7 separate regions of the Homo sapiens genome follow, and all the other regions are linked to region 7. A link is a contact called in ENCODE Hi-C data. All regions are on one chromosome and are shown on one strand. Each heading gives the region's core, a stretch centred on a gene start or an enhancer-like site at or near the end of the contact. The rest is flanking DNA. Distances are from core to core; before and after follow the strand shown.

What was found. Hi-C counts contacts between places; a loop is a spot of excess contacts on that map. Pooled maps may share reads with other maps.
Region 1: a loop to region 7 is called in a map with no recorded cell type, with 25 times the contacts of the local background. The contact joins two enhancer-like sites. A Hi-C loop is called at or near these places in 4 of 37 single-sample maps with no recorded cell type and 5 of 50 pooled maps.
Region 2: a loop to region 7 is called in a map with no recorded cell type, with 9 times the contacts of the local background. The contact joins two enhancer-like sites. A Hi-C loop is called at or near these places in 6 of 37 single-sample maps with no recorded cell type and 5 of 50 pooled maps.
Region 3: a pooled map shows a loop between it and region 7 (4-fold over the local background). The contact joins two enhancer-like sites. A Hi-C loop is called at or near these places in 2 of 37 single-sample maps with no recorded cell type and 3 of 50 pooled maps.
Region 4: a loop to region 7 is called in a map with no recorded cell type, with 10 times the contacts of the local background. The contact joins two enhancer-like sites. A Hi-C loop is called at or near these places in 17 of 37 single-sample maps with no recorded cell type and 6 of 50 pooled maps.
Region 5: a loop to region 7 is called in a map with no recorded cell type, with 4 times the contacts of the local background. The contact joins two enhancer-like sites. A Hi-C loop is called at or near these places in 6 of 37 single-sample maps with no recorded cell type and 4 of 50 pooled maps.
Region 6: a map with no recorded cell type shows a loop between it and region 7 (13-fold over the local background). The contact joins the promoter of CBLB here to the enhancer-like site in region 7. A Hi-C loop is called at or near these places in 10 of 37 single-sample maps with no recorded cell type and 5 of 50 pooled maps.

Annotation. Positions count from the first base shown.
Region 1 is chr3:105,796,884-105,799,941 of GRCh38, forward strand. The region is part of intron 3 of CBLB (Cbl proto-oncogene B); the gene reads right to left. Among named protein-coding and RNA genes, the nearest start is that of CBLB, 71 kb to the right of the region's middle. Within about 2 kb of position 1,773, at least 2 of the 41 ENCODE cell types and tissues checked have a DNase peak (open chromatin) inside an H3K27ac peak, as active enhancers do.
Region 2 is chr3:105,722,087-105,725,005 of GRCh38, forward strand. All of the region lies in intron 9 of CBLB (Cbl proto-oncogene B), which reads right to left. Among named protein-coding and RNA genes, the nearest start is that of CBLB, 150 kb to the right of the region's middle. Within about 2 kb of position 1,290, at least 3 of the 41 ENCODE cell types and tissues checked have a DNase peak (open chromatin) inside an H3K27ac peak, as active enhancers do.
Region 3 is chr3:106,332,636-106,335,478 of GRCh38, forward strand. No RefSeq gene overlaps it. Among named protein-coding and RNA genes, the nearest start is that of CBLB, 470 kb to the left of the region's middle. Within about 2 kb of position 1,461, at least 3 of the 41 ENCODE cell types and tissues checked have a DNase peak (open chromatin) inside an H3K27ac peak, as active enhancers do.
Region 4 is chr3:106,182,529-106,185,576 of GRCh38, forward strand. The region is part of intron 2 of LOC105374027 (a long non-coding RNA gene); the gene reads left to right. Among named protein-coding and RNA genes, the nearest start is that of CBLB, 320 kb to the left of the region's middle. RefSeq lists an enhancer at 1,878-1,927. Within about 2 kb of position 1,628, at least 3 of the 41 ENCODE cell types and tissues checked have a DNase peak (open chromatin) inside an H3K27ac peak, as active enhancers do.
Region 5 is chr3:105,829,694-105,832,558 of GRCh38, forward strand. The region is part of intron 3 of CBLB (Cbl proto-oncogene B); the gene reads right to left. Among named protein-coding and RNA genes, the nearest start is that of CBLB, 38 kb to the right of the region's middle. Within about 2 kb of position 1,283, at least 7 of the 41 ENCODE cell types and tissues checked have a DNase peak (open chromatin) inside an H3K27ac peak, as active enhancers do.
Region 6 is chr3:105,867,735-105,870,567 of GRCh38, forward strand. It overlaps CBLB (Cbl proto-oncogene B), which reads right to left and starts at 1,278. Exons shown (of 19, transcript NM_170662.5): 1 at 1,002-1,278. RefSeq lists a silencer at 1,247-1,476.
Region 7 is chr3:104,521,367-104,524,128 of GRCh38, forward strand. LOC105374021 (a long non-coding RNA gene) reads right to left here. Exons shown (of 6, transcript XR_007096271.1): 4 at 1,883-2,023; 5 at 1,303-1,429. Among named protein-coding and RNA genes, the nearest start is that of ALCAM, 840 kb to the right of the region's middle. RefSeq lists enhancers at 419-698, 1,195-2,394. Within about 2 kb of position 1,470, at least 5 of the 41 ENCODE cell types and tissues checked have a DNase peak (open chromatin) inside an H3K27ac peak, as active enhancers do.

The DNA.
Region 1 (3,058 bases), core at 523-3,022, 1.3 Mb after region 7:
CACAGCACTCAGAATGGCTATTATTGAAAAGTCAAAAAATAACAGGTGCTGGGAAGGGAATCTTATACACTGCTGAGAAAAGGGAACACTTATACACTGCTGGTAGGAGTGTAAATTAGTTCAGCCACTGTGAAAGCAATCTTGATTACTCAAAGTACTTAAAACAGAATTACCATTCCACCCAGCAATTCCATTATTGTGTATATACCCAAAGGAATATAAATCATTCTACGATAAAGACACGTGAACGTATATGTTTACTGCAGCATTATTCACAATAGCAAAGACATGGAATCAACCTAAATGCCATCAATGGTAGACTGGATAAAGACAGTGTGGTACATATACACCATGGAATACTACACGTCATAAAAAAGAATGAGGTCATGTTCTTTGCAGCAACATGGATGGAGCTGGAGGCCATTATCTGAAGCAAACTAATGTAGGAGCAAAAAACCAAATACCATATATCCTCTTGTTTAGCTCTCACTTGATGTTTAGTTCTCTCCAAGAACACATGGACACAAAGAGGGGAACAACAGACACCAGGGGCTACTTGAGGGTGAAGGGCAGGAGGAGAGAGAGGATCAAAAAACTACCCATGGGGAACTATGCTTATTACCTGGGTGATGAAATAATCTGTACACCAAACCCCCATGACATGTAGTTTACCTGTATAACAAACCTACATATTTACTCCTGAACCTAAAATAAAGGTTAAAAGACAGAGAAAGAGAAAGAAAAATCTAACCACCAAGTTTACATAATAAATTCTGGACTTCAATAAATATTCAGTTGTCCAATAAAATGCTTTTGAATTTCTGATGGCATGTACAACAATGTAGGTAACATTAGACTTGATTTAAGTTTGTAATTTAATTCAAATTTGTAATGTGATTCAGACATCAGGGCAATTTGCTTTTCATGGGTGTGAATTTCTCTTCCATGAGCATCCCCTTATTCTGCCCATCAAAGTAGAAAGGAGAATAATGAGAAGTGGAAGCTCTATCCTTTTGATTAACCTGCTCAAGCTCAAGAGCAAGGCAGTTTCCCCTGGTTTTACCCATTACAACGGTAGAAGCACTGCAAGGGCCAGTCACTGAGCTGTGCTCAGGAGCCATATGAAGGGCAGATGCAGAGCAACTTACCTTGGCCATTCCAAATTTTAAATTGACATACATTATCAGAAGTAGGAACACATTTAGTTTTTGTAAGAGACAAGCTAACGTACAAAATATTCTCAGCAAATGGCAAAACATATCTACTTTTCAACAATTCTTCTTTAAAATTATATTGAACGAAGAGATATAAAGTCCTAGTTAATTCCTTTTCTAAAATGGAGTTTTAAAAAACAGGTATCTCACAAGACTGTTTCACTTCTGCCCATTTGAATGTATTACTTATTCAAATGTTGAAATAAATTAAAATTTTAAAATAAAATAAATATTATCAGTAGATTAATTAAAGGTTTCTGTTTTTTGTTTTCTCTTTGAAATAAGACAGAAACACATGAGGTCCAGCAATAACTTATTTCCTTCAAAGTTTCATTAAATAATGATTAAATCTAGCCCTATCTAGAGATTAGAAATGTTGGCACGTTACATTATAACCACTCAGAGAAATATAAGGCATTATCTTCCCTTACAAATCATTAACAAAAACATCTGATCATACAGACCACAACAGAAATAGAAATGCTATCAGTGATCACACTGTTTGGTGGTAAGACAGGATGAATGGAGATTTAAGTCTGTTTTTCCTCCCCATCTTTAGTCAGAACCAGATGTTAAATATTGAGACTGGGGGTAGGGGAAGTAAACTTCCTCTTTTAAAACCCAAGAGCTACTCTTTTTTTTCCCCTTTGCTGCTTATTTTGAGTGACATGCATTTATGCAAACACAAGATTTTCTGCAAGATTTTCAATGAAAAGCTGCAGCCTAGATGTCAAAATCTCCTAACTGCCTGCCTTATATGTGTGTGAGACAGAGGGGGTCAGGCATTATGCTGTTGTTCTGGATGGCAGGAGCATCACAGAGAAAGACAAAAGGTGACTAATTAAGTTGGACTCCAGAACAGTAAAGGGTCTTGTTTCTTTTAAAAGAAATATCAATACTGATTAAAAGTTAAGATGAGATCTCAAGGATGACAATTAGTTGCTAATCCTTCAAGATCTAACAAAGTATCTAGATGGAAAAATGAAATGTTTAACAATGACCAGAATAATAAAAATAGAAATGGGAAAATAATGAATAGCAGTGAGAGAAAGAAACACATGGTAAATAATGACAAAGAACAAAAAAAAAAAAAAAAAGAAATCCCTGCAGTTAAGAAAATGAAGAAAAAAGTAAAAACATTAAGAGGGTATTATCAAAATAAAAAAGCAAATTAGCAAAACAAAGGGCAGGAAAAAACAAACAAGGATATTTTGGGTAGACGTTATGTAAGAGAACATTAGAGCATGGAAAAGCTACTTTTCAGCTATCTTTACATTTTTATTAACTACATAAATAGGCACAATTAGTACCATTTGTTAAATAGATGAGGCAACAGTTGCATCATGAAGTGTGTTTCAGTGCCTTTCATATAAAGTTATTCTATGCACAACTGGAAAACACCCGCATAACAAGCATTAAAAAGGCATTTCACCATTTTGATTTGCAACATAACGTTTGTGCTGTTATCTCTGGATGATAAGATTACATACAAGTGATTTTTTTATTTATACTCATATATTTCCAAAATTTCTATAATATTCACCCTATAACCCAGAAAACAATAAAATGTTTTTTTAAACATTCTCCTAGAGAATGACCCATGTTATAAACACAGGCATTTACAATTCCTGCTATAGAAATAGTGACATGGAGTTAATCTAACCTAAGAAAATTTCAGTTGGGTTATTTATTTGCCTGATTTGCTTCTAGAAAATGTGGACAAGTTATAGGATACATGAACGTTTCTAATTCTCAGCTCCTAAGGTCTCTTATGTCATAACTAAGGTAATGGCTGGATCTTAGTCATGTCCTTTCATATTTCCAGTATTAAAATAAATAAAATA
Region 2 (2,919 bases), core at 40-2,539, 1.2 Mb after region 7:
CTGGTCGTGAGGCTGAGCTGGGGGCTTCGCTTGAGACCAGGAGTTTGAGGCTGCAGTGAGCTACGACAGCATGACTGCCCTCAGCCTAGGTGTAAGGGTAAGACCCCGTGCCAAAAAAAAAAAAAAAAAAAAGAAAAGAAAAGAAAAAAAGAAAGCAAGATCTGAAGATCTGATGGTCCCTCTGTCTTTAACACATGAAGAATGGAAAGCAGTACTTTGAGACGTACATAGTCTCATACATTTAAAAAAATTATTATAGAAAATCTCAGATACACATAAAATTTGAGGGAAAACTATAAATTTCTATGTACCTATCACCCGACTTCAACAATTATCAATTCATCCCCAGTCCAGTTTCATCTATATGTTCTCTTGTTCCTTTCACTCTTAGATCGTTTTGAAGTACCTCCTACACATCATATAAATTCACTGGTAAATATTTTAGTATCATAACTAAAAACCAAGAACCTTTTAAAGACCTAATCGTAACTAAAAATTATTCCACCCAATCGAAATCATGAAAGTTACATTATTTTTTAGTACAGTGCATAGAATGTGCAAGCCACACTATTAGGCTACGTAAGTTTCTCTTTGAACCTCCAGGGTCAACTTACATATTGCTCTGGTTAAGGATGACTTCCAGTTTATGTGATATATTTCCTCACAAGAGATAACTGAAAATATTGAGTTTTGAAGGGGGAGGAGGTGAAAGGCAATAACTGTGTCTTTATAGCACAAGAAAAAACAAAGAACTGTTCATCTAAAACTGAATTTAGATTTTTCTCTATGCTACTTGAACATTTAATGTTATACAAATTACTGATGTTGTTAAGAGTGCCTGTTATAAGAGTAGATATCACAAAATACATCTTCTCTTCAGCTTTGTTGTTGAGAGTTTACATTACTCAACAGATCAACAAACAGCTGCAATGACCATTAATTTTGATTTGCAAAAACACAGATCACAATGAATGTGTCTCTAATGGTACTTACTCTAATATGACTTCATCCATCACACTTTATAAATGGACTACTGTCACATGCAAATTAGACGTCTAACCATAAAGTCTCAAATGTTACTTTGGTTACTCTGCCCTAGTTTCTGTCAGGTGGTTGATTAAATACACATGAAGAATGTCTTCAATACAATAATTAAAATAATGTTTCTGTCAATGTATACTTAATGCAAGATCAAATAATATGCATTAATGGAGAATAAAGACCAATAAATAACTCATTTTCTAGTTTCCACCATTCTGTGAATGTTAAGAGGAAGTACTGAGGACTCCGTCTATTCTAAATGACTCAGTAGGTTTCACTTCCTCGAATAAGAAATACTTCTAAACCAAAGGATACAGAAGTTATCAGTGAATACTATACACAGCTGAAACTAAATTCTGTCATTTCTCATAATACAGTAAAATAATTCAGACTCACATTTCAACCATTAATACTGTAAGTCAGTGACATTACTTAAAATATAACTTTAGGTAAACTCAGATAATTAACATTGACAAACAAATAGAAAAAAATTTTAAACCTTCATAATACTACATTCTCCACAAATACTCTATGTAAAAACCCAAATGAATATTGTTAGTACCATCTCATCATCATCATGTATCAATCACCTTCCATACTTTGTTTAAATATTGCTAAGACAGACATACTATATCTTAAATACCTTCTTTTAAATGTTTTTCAAGATAGCATTATATATAGTATAAATTATTTGCTCTCAGCATGATTATTAGAGGCATACTTTGACTTAAGGTCAATCACTTTATGCCTTCCCACATATGTAATATACATCAAGGGCTGTAGGGTATATACATAGGGCCTCCTAAGTCTCATTTTGGAGTGCATTTTATATTTTTACTGTATGTGTATGCATATGTATGTATTTTTTCCTTTATCAATAACTTCTAATTTATATTACCTTGCTATATTTCATGTAGCTATGAGGTTGCCACAAATCTTTTTTTAAACATAGCAATTATAACTGGAAAAATTATATGTATATAAATGCACTGAGAATAGGTTGGATCCATACCAAGAATTTTCAAAGCACAGTATCTCCCACAGAAACTCAATAACTTCTGGCTGAAAGAACGAATGAAAGAATAAGGAAGGATAGTTAATAGTAATCTTAGACAAAATGCCCCAGAGCAGGAGAGATCTTTGGTTCTGGTTTATTATGATGGACAAGGAAAAAAGACATTGGTGAATCTAGACTCTTTTAGTTTTGATTTGGGATGCCCATAAAAGCCTGCATAGTAAATCAGAAAAGGAGCACAGACATTCTGAATTAGGATACTTGGACTGGACTTCTACCTTCCCCAATTACAGCTGTGTGACACTGGGCAATTCATTGCATCTTATTTACAGGGCATAATGAGATAATGCACATTTAGAGACACCATAAAGATAAAATGAGATAAATTAGTTTAAAGCTTTATAAAGTGCTATAAAAATTCCAGTTGGCATAATTAGTATAAAAATAGTCTCAAGAATAAATATAATAAGAAAACTAAGGAAACATATCTTAACTTTTGAAAAAACTCGTATCTCTATACGAATTCCATTTTGTAATGTAATGAATACAATTTTAAACCTGCAGAATTATCAATGTGCATAGATTAATCATAACTGGAAATATGAGATATCTCCTAAGCACTTTATTAGAAACAATAATAACTAAAATTCCAGGCACTGTTGTAAGCACTCTCTAAATATTAATTCATTTAATCCTATAAGGTAGGTACAATTATTGTTCCCCAACAAGAAAAAGGGGTTTACTAGTTTGATGAAGGTCACATAGCAAAAAATACTAAGTAGGAAATCACAACAAGGGGATCTATTTCAAGAGTCTAATCATTTCAACACTACACTATAGGATCAGCATGTAGTGGTTTTTCA
Region 3 (2,843 bases), core at 211-2,710, 1.8 Mb after region 7:
CACTGGGCTCAATGTATATCCTCTTAATGAATTTCTTTCTGATCACAATTCCGAGTTATTATGGTAATTAACACTAGCAAAAGTTATCTATCACAACATTTTTATAGTATTCTTTAAACCCTTTATTGTGAGATAAATGTAATAAAACTGTGATTGTTTCATCCTTGTACTTGAATATCTAGCTGGGTGCTTGGTACATGACAAGGATTCTATAAATCACTATGGCCTACTGGCACCCATCTTGAGCAAGCTAGCACTATGAACCACAGAGAGTAAGCCTAGGAATCTCTCTGTCCCCAACTCTGCTCCCATGCTTGCTTCTCTACCCTGCACCTGAGATTCACTGCTATTCAAGGTCACCATCTATTGGGGGAAATCAGCAATTGGCAACTGCCAGGCACCAAGTAGTGGAATCTCGGTCAGGAAATCATCAACTCCATGAGTCACCACGCCTCTAGCCACCTGCCTAAGTTGAAATGACTGGGCTTTCTGGGAAAAGAAGGCATACAAGGATCTGGGTATGACTGGGACAGAGACTAAATCTGACCAAGGTAGCTGCCACTCCACCCCCAAACAGGCCCCTCCACCTCAGGATAGTTTCTCCTGGTTTGAAGAATATCTCCAGCTGACTGCAGCAGTTCAAGCTGGCCCACCGCCATTCACAGTCTATCCCAGGCAAACGGGATAGGGCAAGGCAAGAGTGTTCTCTCTTTATAAGTAACTAGGTATATAATGTCTTCTACTTTTCCTTTGGGTCTGCAAAGCTAAATACTTTTACCAAAAAAAAAAAAAAGTTTACTGATCCTTGCTACAGATTATTAAATTTTAATTTATGACTTGTCTTCCTCAAAGGATTATAAACTCCTTGAGGCAGCAAAAAGTATAATTGTCCCACCATGCTCAGTAATTATTAGATGATTAATTGTTTGCTTTCACCAATCTATATTCTTTAGCATCAAAATCTTCTATTTTTCCTCCATTTAATCCCACTATAAGTTGACAACTTTGAAAGCTACTTATATTTCAGAATAAGAGATAATGATGCAGGATTATTACTTATCTGACATGTTTAAAGAAAACATCAAAAAATTAAAATAGAAGTGTCATATCTATTAGCTAGCAATGACAAAAAGAAAAATACAAAAGAGGCCACAGGTCGTATAAAAAATTTTTAAAAGAAAACAGAATTCTAAATTAGGATTTATTTCACTCCAGGATATTAAATATTTCAAGAGTTTTGAAAGAAACTATCTTCTCCCTTCTGAGGTCTCAATCTATTTGTCTCAGCATGTTAGACATTGAGCCCTTGCCTGTCTCACCTGTTCTTCGCCTCCCACAAGGCCTGTGACTCAAGTGTACCACATGTGAAGTGTAGTCATGAGGCAACTGCTCTAAAAGACATTATTTCATTGACAGATGCAGTGTGCCCTAAGGATTATAGAAACTACTGCTCATGTTTTACTAATTCTTCTGGTCACTAAGTAGACCTCCACCTGTATATCAAGAAAATGACTTATGCCATCATCTGATTTGTGCTAGTCAATCCATTCTGCATTCCTGGACTGTAAGATCATTTGTGCTCAAGGTAAATACTAGCTGTTCTCAGGATGTGTTTACTTCGGGAATTTTGGAACTGGTTGAGGAAAGGTCTCAGGTGAAAGGTATTGATAAAAGAAAAGCTTTATTACATTTATCTTTTAAAGAATTTATTAAAGCATTCAGTGACTCATGAATCAAGGCAGCTTCAGACCACAAGTGGTTAGCACTCTGCCAGGAGGGGCAAAAGGGGAAACTTTTCTGAAGGGTTTGCAGAAGCACGACAAACAAAACAACTTTGGTTAGAATGGAAAGTTCCTAGTTAGAAGTTAGTTAGTAATTTCTTTTCTTTCTTTCTTTCCTTTTCTTTGGGGGTTGGGGTTCTTATTTCAGGTGCTGTATTTGAAAATATATTATAACACAAATACATTGTATAACTTCATGTAAAATGGATCTGGTTTTCCAATATGACAGGGTACAAGTCTCAAATCTAATTCTCCACCTCGCTTTCAGTCAATGATAGCCTCTGTTTTCAGAGAAAAGAACACCCTCATTCGCTTGCTCCCTCAGCTTCCTGGCCAACAATTCACTATCTTGCCTGCATTATTTTCCATCCCTTCGAGATTTATTTCTGTCCATGGAAAGTGGTGTTTAGTCCTTTATCTAAAGTTACTCTCTTCCTAAATTGGTTTCCTTACCTTCTGCTCCCCATTTTTTTCCAGCATCTCCATTCTCTCCTTCTTTGCTTGCTTATTCCCACAGTTAGTGATTTCTGATTGGTAGAGTTACCCTAGTTTCCATTTACTGTTTACATTGGGCTTTGATTTGTTCACCAAAGAATTTGAAGTGCCAGAGCCACCCCAGTCTAAAGGTCTCTAAATTCGATTAAAAAAAAAACAGTATGTTTAAATGAAAAAGACTAGAAAACAACATATCTGAGAGGATGATGTATGATGACTTTTCACAATGAAACTCGTCTGTCAGATGGGGTTTGTGGATATCTATTACATGTTATCTCCTAAATATCTGCAGGGAGGACCCTGTGCATAGTCACATGGAAAGGCACATTCTTTAAAAATGTTGATTGTAAATATTCAGATACATCCAATGTGCTGGGAGGAAATAATTATTACTGTTTAAGGTATTACCATTTTCATACAATTTTAAGGACTTTCAGAGTGCTTCAGCTGTTTGGAGCTTGATTCGAGGGAAATTGAGCGTGTGTGTGTGTGTGTGTGTGTGTGTGTGTGTGCGTGTGTATGTGTACGTCTTAAAACTTTCTGTTCCCAAGGTTCTACATAACTGTC
Region 4 (3,048 bases), core at 378-2,877, 1.7 Mb after region 7:
GATAACATAGTATGTTAGTCACTATACTAATTGCATAGATTCTCTTAAATGCTACAACTACGAATGAGTAGGTAGTAGTATCATTTATACTTTCCCAATGCGGAAAAGGAAACTTAAAGGCATATTTAAGGTCACAAATCTAATTAAGTAGCAGAGCTTGAACTCAAACTCAAAGTTAATCTAGGGGGGTTGAATTTAAGGGAGTTATCATTAAATACATCAATACAAAAAAAATTCCAATATTCTCTCTCTAAGGTTGCATAACTCCCTGTGGCTTCCATAGGCTATTTGGAAACAAATGTGAATATACATGGTTTCTTTCTGTCTATTCTTTGGCTAGTTAGAGGTTTCAGCAGTTCTTACCTGCTTATACAAAAGGCAGACAGATACAATTACAAGGGCGGTTTGAAATAAGTCCAGAATCTTCCTACCCACTGACCATGCAGAATCCAAACCCTTAATATGCATAATGAAGGCATTACTTCACTTTACTTTGTAATTTCTCCTAAAACGCACACAAACCATTACCTCATTCAAAATGGCTTGGATTGAAATAGCTGATTTAAACTGATGTTTAAATCTTAGAACGAAGCCAGGCTGCTGTCTGTGTAAGAGGCTGCACTGCCTTATTACTGTTTTATTTTGATTATATCAGCAAGTGAGAATCAATAGGTCAGACAGGACCTGTGAATTGATGTTTATTCATATGCATGCCTTCCAGCTGAATGTGATTAGAAATGATAGTGTCATTATGTAAGTGCTAATAGTACCTAAAATGTTTGAATGCTCACTACGTACTGAGCACTAGTGTACATGCTCTACATGGATTACTTCAAAACAACCCTATGGGCAGGGACGGTTATTGACCCCATTTTACAGGTGAGGTTAATATCACTTTGCCCAAGGGTCGGCACCTAGCAATTGGCAGTGCCATGCAGGCATTTTTACTTCAGAGTTAGCTCTAAACATCTAAATAGTCTTGGCATGAAATTCTATTATTATTGGAGGTCAAAGGGCATGACTACATTGTAAGCAGTACAATGGAATTGTTTTGGAACCTGAAGTCTCAGCTTCAATTTCTAGTGCACCATTTATCAATCGGTGTCCTTGGGCTAATTACCTCATTTGCTAGTGGAAGATAATAGCATTACCTACCTCACAGGTTGGTATGAGGTGGATAAATTAATTCATATGAAACATTTTAGCATAATGACTAAAAAATAATAAGTACTCAGTTATTATTATGTGAGTTACCTAACTGGCTCCATGAGTTGATTCAGGCTCTAAAAATAGGCAACAGATGCATTAGGCAGCTTTGATTGCTTTCTGTAACTTGACATAGCAGCTTTACGTTACTCAATGATTTAGTACAATTTAACATTTGTAGAGCTCCTTTCTCACAAAGATAATTGATCTCACCAATCATCAGCCAACTTGTGAACTGGCTCAGAATGAGAAAACCCATAAATTTCAGATGCAGAAACAGGCAAGCAGTGAAAATTCTTGCCTCAGGACACACTTGAATTCAAGGAGATTTGAGGATTAGCACCAAGGCATGTTATCTAACCAGAGAAAACACATCTCTTCTGAAAGTTCCTGATAGCCTGAGGACTCAAGGAATCAGACACCCAATGACTCCAGAGAGAAGGAAATGACACCTGAGAAAGAAAATGACACCTGAGAAAGAAAATCTGGCTAGTCTTAGATCTTGACACAGACTCTTGTTTGATGCTGGATATGTTCCAACTACATTAAAGTTCTCTACACTAGACTTGCTCAATTGTCTTGGCAGACTCTGCCATAGATGAGACATCAAGTAATCCATGCTGAGTAGAGAGAAGAAAAACAGTAACTGTAACAGACTAGGTTTCATTAACCCAAGGGTTCTAAGAAAAAAAAAAAACGTTGTAGAAAGCTTCCTTTTTGTGGCAATCTAACAAATTTTAGAAGAGAACTTTTTTATTAACTTATTTTTTGCCAACTGCATTATAATATGTAAGCTGACAGCTATATTTTTATAAAAATAAATTCGTATGTGCATTTTTATGGTACATGGGCTTCAATGGCAAGATGCTTCATTAGGCTGCTAATCTTATCCATCTCACTGGGTCTAGCCTCCCTCCCATCTCCCACCTCCCCTAGATCTATACGCACCTCCTTCTTTACTCCCCCAACTAAAAACACTTGTTAATATCACTTCACTGGGAACTGAAACAATGAGTTCAGTTTCATGAGTTAGCTGAGATAAATGTGGTGGGAAAATTTTTCTTTCTAAGTAATTTAAAGATATAGATACATTCACATATATATTCTTTGATTTATTTTGAAAGAAGTTAGAAAATAGGAGATCATCAAATATATAAACTTAATAGTTCAGTTTTCACTTAAAAAGTTAAAAAAAAAAAAGAAAAAGCCATTTTGTAGTAATCAAGACATTTTTGAGGATAGGACTTGGGCAGAGAGAGTACAGTGGTATTCTATAATCTGTGGTTTCTCTTTCTGTAGTTTCAGTTACCCATGGTTAGTTGCGGGTTTAAAAGTAGGTGAGTATATTACAAAAAGATATTTTCAGAAAGAGTGAGAGAAACCACATTCACATCACCCTTACTGCAGTATATTAATTGTTCCATTTTATGATTAGCTATTGTTATTCATCTCTGTGTCTAATTTATAAAAGAAACTTTATCATAGGTATATATGGGTAGGAAAACACATAGTATATGTAGGGTTTAGTACTAACCATGGGTTTAGGCTCTCAGAACCTATCCTCCATATAGGGGGATTACTGCATGCTACATGCTTGGATGGGATTTCCAATCTCATTTTCTAGTTTAACTCTAACCTTTCTGTCGCATTAGGGTGGAATGTTCTTCTCTAAAACACATGAAGTAAATGAATGCTTGGTAAAGATGTTCATGTTTAATTATAACTGGAAGTCAGACCTGTCTTAGGCAACATAATGATCAAGGTGAAGTTCATCCCTGCTGGCTTCCCATCTACTTCTGCCAGAGCCACTTCTTCCTTCTGACCCTCCCTTTGTCTTCCTGC
Region 5 (2,865 bases), core at 33-2,532, 1.3 Mb after region 7:
AAAAAAAACCAAACTGCAGCTATCTTCATAATAATGGAGGAAGATTTCTTCCAAAATCAAATTTTTCTATTTTTCTTCTACATTATTATACTTTTGAAACATTTCTTTATATTTCTAGTTAATTATCCTACTGCAAGAGAAATTCTTGCTATTGAAAGCCATGATAAGAAGTGTAAATCATCTATTACATATATTTGAAGTGGTATCTTCAAATAGTTTTAATTTAAGGGGATATCTCATTTCATATGTAATTAGTCAGCACATGTATAAACCCAAGGATCCCAACTGTCAGATGTATTTTATTTGCTTCCCTTTTCACTAGAATTCTTACTCTGGGGAATTCCAATGCCTTAGGTGTTATAAATGAGAACAAAGAAGAAGGAGTGATGCAGAGTTATCACACTTTCTACCTCCTCCCCTGCCCCTGCCCCAGTAATGCATTGCTGCCAACATCAAAACATCTTGGAAGGCTGTCCAGGGTATCGTTACCTTACAAATCCCCATGAACCATGATGAGAAAAGCCTACTATTAATAAATAAATAAAGCCACGTAATAGGTGTCCAAAATTGCCTAATAAGATTGCCCATTGTTTATATGACAGACATTTAGATCCTTGTACTCTGTACTTAATTTCCTACCAGAAGCAATATTTCCTATCAAAGACTTTTCCTTTGTTGTATGTAATAATTTCCCCTGACTCAGCACTATAAGGATCTGAATGTTTTTCTTCTGTTACAGGAAGCGTTGGTAACCCGGATACAGAATCAATCTTATAAAGCATCATATAACAAGAAAGATCAGTCAGACTTAGTCATGAAAGACAGGAGCCAGATTAAAAACTAGGTATTTTTTGTTGTTGTCTTAAAAGACCAATTTCTGTATCTAAAAGTTTGTTTCCAATAAATAAGTAAATAATTTACAGTCTAATATTAAGTTGTAAAGTTTAAAAACAGTAAAAATCTGTTTATATAATTTCAGAAACAGAGCCATTATCAAGTAAGAAAGTAAGACACATGCCATGTAATGGAAAGCTTATCTAAAGAGTAGCCTAATGTGAAGTACAATGTCTACTTCTCCTTCAATTAAAGCACAATGAACCAAAAACCACCAAATTTATGTCAAACTCTGTTCTCAAAAGTTGGTCAATTCATTCATTCAGATATTAACTGATTGCACATTGTCCATATAGCATGTAGTCTAGTGTAAATATAAAACATGGGAAGCACCAAAATTATAATTCAGTGACACCAAACTTCTAAGTGACTAGAACTTAGCTGAGGAGACACGGCTGACATGAAATATCCAAAATGCAAAACCTTGTCATTTAAATACGAAATTGCATGGTAACCAGAGTAACTTCCTTTCTTGTTTTATTTTTTCTGATATATACTTCCCCCAAACCAGACCATACACATAACCATGTTCATGGTTGAAAAATCAGAAGAGCAGAAGAGAAAAAGTGTAAAAATGAAAACACAATCCTTCAATTCCTCCACTCCTGAGATATCCAGCACCAAAGAACCACAATACAATATGCTTTCACATATTGTATTCTAAGCTAGGCGTATACTCCCATTCCTTTAAAATATCTTCCATGACATCTTTTCCTGCCTGTATCTCCTACCTGAGCATTAGCTTGGGGAATAGCTCAAATACATTTCCCCATTGAAAGGATGGGGATCTCCAGGTGGGCTCAGACCGCCAGGCGGGCTCAAATGCCATCCTCCGTGATTCCTGAAAATTGTGAGCTTCCCTCAAGTAGAAATGAGAACCTGAAGCATCAAGATAGAACTGTCTCTACACCACCAACTACAATGTTCTGACAAAAAGTAAAAGCTAAAAAATGCTCAAGTTCTAGCACTTGATTATTCAGAAAATGCTTCAAGAATGAGAACTTCAATTATACTTTGAAAGACAGTTAAAATTTGTTGGGGGAGAAAATAAATCATCAGAAAATATTCACAATACTAACTGTGACAACCTATTTGATAGGATGGTCAAAAAAGACCCATCTAAGGAGGTGATATTTATGCTTAGATCTTTATCCCTCCCCTGAAAATATGTAGAATCAAAAGAAAAACTTTTCAGGAAGGCAAAGCAATTTGAGGAGGCAACAAGTAGAACATACCTCAGAACTGAAATTAGACAAGTGAGGCTGAAGTTTAAATGTTATTCAAGAGTAAGCAAGAAAGTCACACATTATGTTTTTTAAATTATTTCCAATTAAGGGAACCAAATAAAAATACACAGAGGGATACTGAACAGTTAAGAAAAGAAGGTTGCAGCCAAAATGCTAGTCAAAGTAGTTTCAGGTTGATACAACAGGAAATTTTAAAAAAAAATTTAATTATATTAAATAGAGCTGGCATAATATAATTATTAAAGCAATGGATGAAAATTCTTTAAAGAAGGTATAAGGTAATGCCCGAATACTACTCACCTATTTGATGAAAACAGATGTGTACCATAAAAAGATTCCCATATACAATATACGACCCATATACAACTAAGAAACTACCCCAACAGCACCTCTGTTATAGCAATTTTGAAATTTTAATGTCCACTAAGAAGAAAATATAACATGAATCAGGATAAATAACAAACATCAGGTTCCAATTATGTGCTTCTCAGTAAAACTTTTAAATATGCTAATCTTCAGCAGTTAATGGACAACAAATAACGTGGAAAGTGGTTTTACTTGTAACTCTGATACTTCAGTTATATACAAAAACAGATTCTAGATGCTGATTCTAATTATGGATCAGCAGGCAAAAGAATGATGCATGTGGCTGTAAGACCCTTTTCATCCTTTTTAAAATGTCACATGAAAATACAATCCACAGCTGATTAAAATAAATACCTCT
Region 6 (2,833 bases), core at 28-2,527, 1.3 Mb after region 7:
TAAGCTTGTGAATTTACACTCTCAATCTTTACACACAGTAGTTTTAAGAGCAGTGATCCTAGATTTGCTTTTACAATACTAAGAGTTAAAGATGCATCCTGCTCACGTTTCAAGTAGCTAAGGCTGAACTAATACTCAACTCATAAAAAAAAAAAAAAGAACAAACAAAACTTAAACAGGTTTCCCCCACCTAGATAAAAACAGAATGTTCTTCCCCTCCTGCCTTAATTCCAATTCAAAATACCAGAACAACTGAAGGTCCTATCATACATTTTGGGAGCCTTACGCAGAAACTTCACTTTCACTCTGTTAGATTTCTCCAAGTTACATAAACATAAAGATTATCCTACACAAACGTAAGGGACAGCTCTGTTGTCAACAAAAGCGCAGGGCATGTCCCACACTAAAACCACCAAGTACGGACACACGAACACCTTTCTTTAAATCAACGCGGTGAGTCGTTATTCCCAAGAACCAAATGAAATTAACACACAAATAGCCCATTTGAAAAGAGAAAAGAGAAAAATGACAAGAGCGGCCACGGAAAGGAGGAGTTCACTTCTCTGGCTCCTCGCCTCTGCCCTCAACCCAAAGCTTTGTTTCAGGACGCCTGTGTCCCTTCCCTGCTCAGGCCCCTTCCCGGCCCCTCGGGTCTGAGCTGCAGGAGGAAGGTGGACTGGGAGGGGACAAAGTGTCCCTCCCGTGCCCGCAGCACCGTCCGTCTAGGGCGCGGGAGGGACACTGTGGGCTCGGCGCCTGGGTGGACGCGCCTCCCGGCCGCCTGCTGCAGTCCTCACCGCCGTCTGCCTGGACGCCCTCTCCCTCCTCCCCGGCCTGCGGGTTCTGGTCTTTAAATGCCCCACTTCAAACTGGACGGCGGCGGCAAAGGCAGCTGAGAGCCAGGGCTGTCCCCTCTTCCTCCTTGGCCCGCGCCTGGCTACCCCGGGCCCCCGGGCCGGCAAGAAGTGTGGAGCCTCCCCGGCGACCCCTTCCCTTCTTGCCTTTCGGCGCCGTAGCTGTCCAGAGACACGCGTGTGCGCGGGTCCCACTCCACACGCACGCAGCCCAGTGTGTGTGGGGAGCCCCGGCTGGGAGTGGGATCGCTGAGAACAGCTCGCTCCCGAAGAAGGAGCAACCCAGCGCGCAGGCCTCCGAGACGTGGAAACGCAACAATTACCGTCAAGACAAATCCACACCCGCTCTCCCCTCCCGCCCGACTCGGGGAGGCCGCGGGACGCCGCAGCAGCACTAGCAGGAGGAGGAGACCGCTCGCTGGACACCCCACCCCTGTGGCACACACAGGACCCAGGCTCGGGGCGGGGCGGGGCGGGGGCGGGGCCGGGCGCCGCTGAGCCAATGCCGCGCAACCGCGCACTGCCCGACAGCGGGTGCAGCCAATGGACGGGAGGCGCCCGTCCTCCTCGCGCTGCCGCCCCGTCCACGTCCTCCACAGTACACAATGGCCCCAGAGGAAGGCCCGCTCGCAGCACGTCAGAAAGGAATTGGACTCGGAGAGAAATGAGGGGCCTGGACTCTCCCGGGAACGAAAGTGGAAACGGGAAAGGAAATGGACGAAGGGATGCAAGGCACGAAGGAGCTAACCAATAAGGGGTGGCAGGTGGGCGTGAGCGTCGGGACCGGGAGCCAAAGCCATCTGGGGCTGAAAGGCGGGACTTCCTGCTTCGCTTACCTTCCTAGTCTTTTGTTTCATAGCAACAGAGTAGTGGCTGGAAGGGTGTTGCTTCTCCGCTCTGGGCGGGTCCAACGCTGGAGAAATTCATCTCCCTAGGGCTGCCAAACCCTTCTACCCAGGACAGCAGCCAAACAGGTCTATGACGTTGCTTCTTGTTGGCTATCAAAAAGAGCAACAGCCACTGAGCTTCTAAAATGCAGAATAAATCTCACAGAGAGTAGGCTGGGGTGACATCTGAATGCCAACTGAAACTTCCCAAGTTTCCGAGTTTCTCTTTTGCTGTTAGTTTTAGAGGGATTGCAGACCAAACATCAGGCTGATGAAAAAGCAAATAGTTGACAACGCTGGCCAAACAGTCTCTGCTAATCATGCCAAAGCAATAAAAGTACCAGATAATGGGAATTGCTGATAAATACCTTGCACCTTTTTACTTAGTGCAAGTTTCTGCCTAAATGACTGAGGAGGAGACAGCTACTGTGTTTTGTCGGAGTCACCTTTACATAGATTTCTATCCATTTAAAAACAACCTTACTGTAGCTGCCATTCTCTACCAGCATTGTTACCTCTTTCTGTGGCTCCCTTCTTTGTGCTCTTAAAAAGGCCGACATCTGGCTAGTCTTTAAAGGAGAAAGCTACTGTGCTGGGACTTGTCTTTCAGCAATATCATAGGTTAAACAAATGCCTTCCATTTATTTCAGTTTACTTCAATCCCACCACTCATGCTACCAACAATTGCTCTGGACTTCATACTTTGGAACTTTCTTTCCACTACAGTTGATAGCGTTTATTACACTTTTCAGCTTGGACATCTCAGATGTTCTGATATTTTACATTGGGTTTTTTGTTTTTGATTTTGTTTTTTCAAATCTTGCTCTAACCACGTAACCTGATAAAATGTTTCTCAATGGTTCTAACCACTTTCTAGCAACTAAGAATTTTAATACTGTAATTATTACTATGAAGGATCCTGAGTTTTCCTTTACAGCCTTGAATTTACATGGTTAAGATTTTAATTTGACGAAAACAGAAAAAAAATGTGCCTTTGCAACCAGTCAGGTGATAAAGTGTGATTCAGGAAGTAATTTTGTTTCCTTGTCATTATTTCTGTGCCAGTAATTAAAGAGTAGTTCCTTGTTTTCA
Region 7 (2,762 bases), core at 220-2,719:
CTTCCCCTGGGGTGGGCTGTCTATATGTGCAGTGGCCTGTCAGCACTTGGGAGGGGAGCAGGCACAGTGTGTTTACTAGAGTTGTATGCATGCATACACTTGAGGCGTTCTTCCCTTATCAGTCAAATGTCCCTAGAAAGTCATATACCAGTTAAACTCTGCCATTTTGCTTCTTAATGTGCATGATTGAGCCAACTCCTCCAAATCCTGACATCTTGTCAGGAAGCTATTGATCACCAGTTTCAGGTGTTTCTGTTTATTCGGAGACTGCCTTTCCCTGGCACTGACTGTGAACAATTATTATTTTAGAGAGACAGTTAACAACTGCCTGATCATCACCTGATGGTCACCTGACATTCCTGGTGTGTGTGTCAGGGAGTTGGGGAAGCCCTTTCCTGCTCTCTTCATGTCTGATTAGCTACCTACCGTAACAAGGGGTGGGGATGTAGGGATCATTAATGAATGTCAAGAGTCATACAGATAGTTTCCAAATCTCCAAATGTGTACCTACTTCATCTGTGACTCAAAACTATTATAATAAGCCCTTTTATGGCTTAAAATCAATAAACACAAGAATTTCATTTCAAAAAGGGTACACGCAACTCCTCCCAATATTTAAAGCTCCTCCCAAAGATAGTGAGGGAAGAGAGAGACCTTCTCATATTGTTTTACATTGTTTCATACTCAGTACCTATTTTAAGAAGAAACAAGGAAGTGAAACCAAAGGCAGGCAGCCCGGCACCAGGCACCAGACCCAAAACCAGACCCGAAACCAGGCCTGGGCCTGCCTAGTAGCTAAAAATCAACTCATGCCTTAGCAACCGATGTTATCCATAGATTCCAGACATTGTATGGAAGAACATTGTGAAACTCTCTGCTCTGTTCTGTTTCACTCTGACTACTGGTGCATGAAGCCCCTGTCATGTACCCCCTAGATTGCTCAAATCAGTCACGACCCTTTCATGTGAAATCTTTAGTGTTGTAAGCCCTTAAAAGGGACAGAAATTGTGCACTTGGGGAGCTCGGATTTTAAGATGGTAGCTTGCCGATGCTCCCAGCTGAATAAAGCCCTTCCTTCTACAACTTGGTGTCTGAGGGGTTTTGTCTGCGGCTTGTCCTGCTACAATAGCTCAAGAAAGCAAAGTTGGGCTGGGCACAGTGGCTCATGCCTGTAATCCCAGCATTTTGGGAGGCCGAGGTGGGTGAATCACGAGGTCAGGAGATCGAGACCATCCTGGCCAACATGGTGAAACCCCGTCTCTACTAAAATACAAAAAATTAGCCAGGCACTGTGGCACGCACCTGTAGTCCCAGCTGCTGCTACTCCAGAGCCTGAGGCAGGGGAATCGCTTGAACCTGGGAGGCAGAGGTTGCAGTGAGCCAAGATCACACCACTATACTCCAGCCTGGCGACAGAGTAGGATTCCACCTAAAAAAAAAAAAGAAGAAGAAGAAGAAGAAAGCAAAGACATTAATTGTTAGGCAATGAAGGCTGAGATAACAAAGGCAATTTTTTTTTGAGAACCTACACATTTGGAAAAACAGACATTTCAGATTCCCAGCCTAGTATATGTCTGGCAAATATGCCCTCCTGGGTAGTGAAGACCAGAAAATAAATTTGGGGATTACAAAGCCAAGTTTCTCAAGACACAAAAACAAGATGAAAGGAGAAGCTTATTATGGTTTTTCTCCTTATACCAAACCACACAAAGGACAGAGACAAGAAAAACAAGGACCATTTTTGGATGTTTAAAGATTAATTATCAATAGGTATAAAACAAGTCCACAAGGGACACAAATTTAAAGAACTAACTTTTAAAAATATTTTCTCTCCTTTAAATTTAGAAAGAAGGAAACACGAAAATGGAGTTTCACCACTCACCTGACTAGTCCTAAGGCAGAAACCCAAGGAGGATTACTGGTAAGAAATTTCTTAACTTTTTCTTTCTTTTTGCTGGCGTCTGTCAGTTTCCGTGGTTTCTGGCTGCAGCCTCGGGTGTGGGCAGAGTGATTTGCTATAATCCTGCCAAAGATACCAAAACTGTAGAGAAGTTCAAATTTTCCCCCGAATGTTGAAGTCTGAGTCTGCTGAAATGAATTGACAATAGACAGATTAACAGGAGAAAAGGGATACAGATTTATCAATGTGCACATGGACACGAGAGGTCTATGAATATGAGATTGAAAGAAGAGCCAAATGACAAAGTTTTTATATTTTATAGAAAGAAATTGAGGCTTGGAGCATGGTGACAGGTTATGGGTGAGAGATGGGGAAAAAAGACTTGGTGACAAAGGCTGTCTTTTTATGCAGTTGAAGCCTCGCAGGTAGCAGCCCTCAGAGTAGACAGTAGTCTTTGGTAAAAGTTTCACTGTCAGGACTTTGTAAGTGTTAACGTTTTCATCTCCTTTTCTTGTGAGTTAATTTTTCCAAGATCCAGATAAGAATACCTTAATAAAAAGCCTCTGCATTTGCTATTTACTTTACTAATGAAAGTTTTCTCTACAGATGCAAATCTCCCCCACAAAGGATAGCTTCCAGAGCCATACTTGTGTCTGCAGTCCTTCTGAATAGCCATTTCAAAATATGCCAGAGAATTATATTTCGAGATGGCATATTTTAATTTTATTCTCTCTATATGATTATTAATCACTTTTTATGTTTAAAAAATGAAAAGCAACATAACAAGATTGTAAGTAAATACATTTTAAAATCTTTTGGAATACAAAAACTTATAACTCAACTTTAAAAAAATTAATTTAAA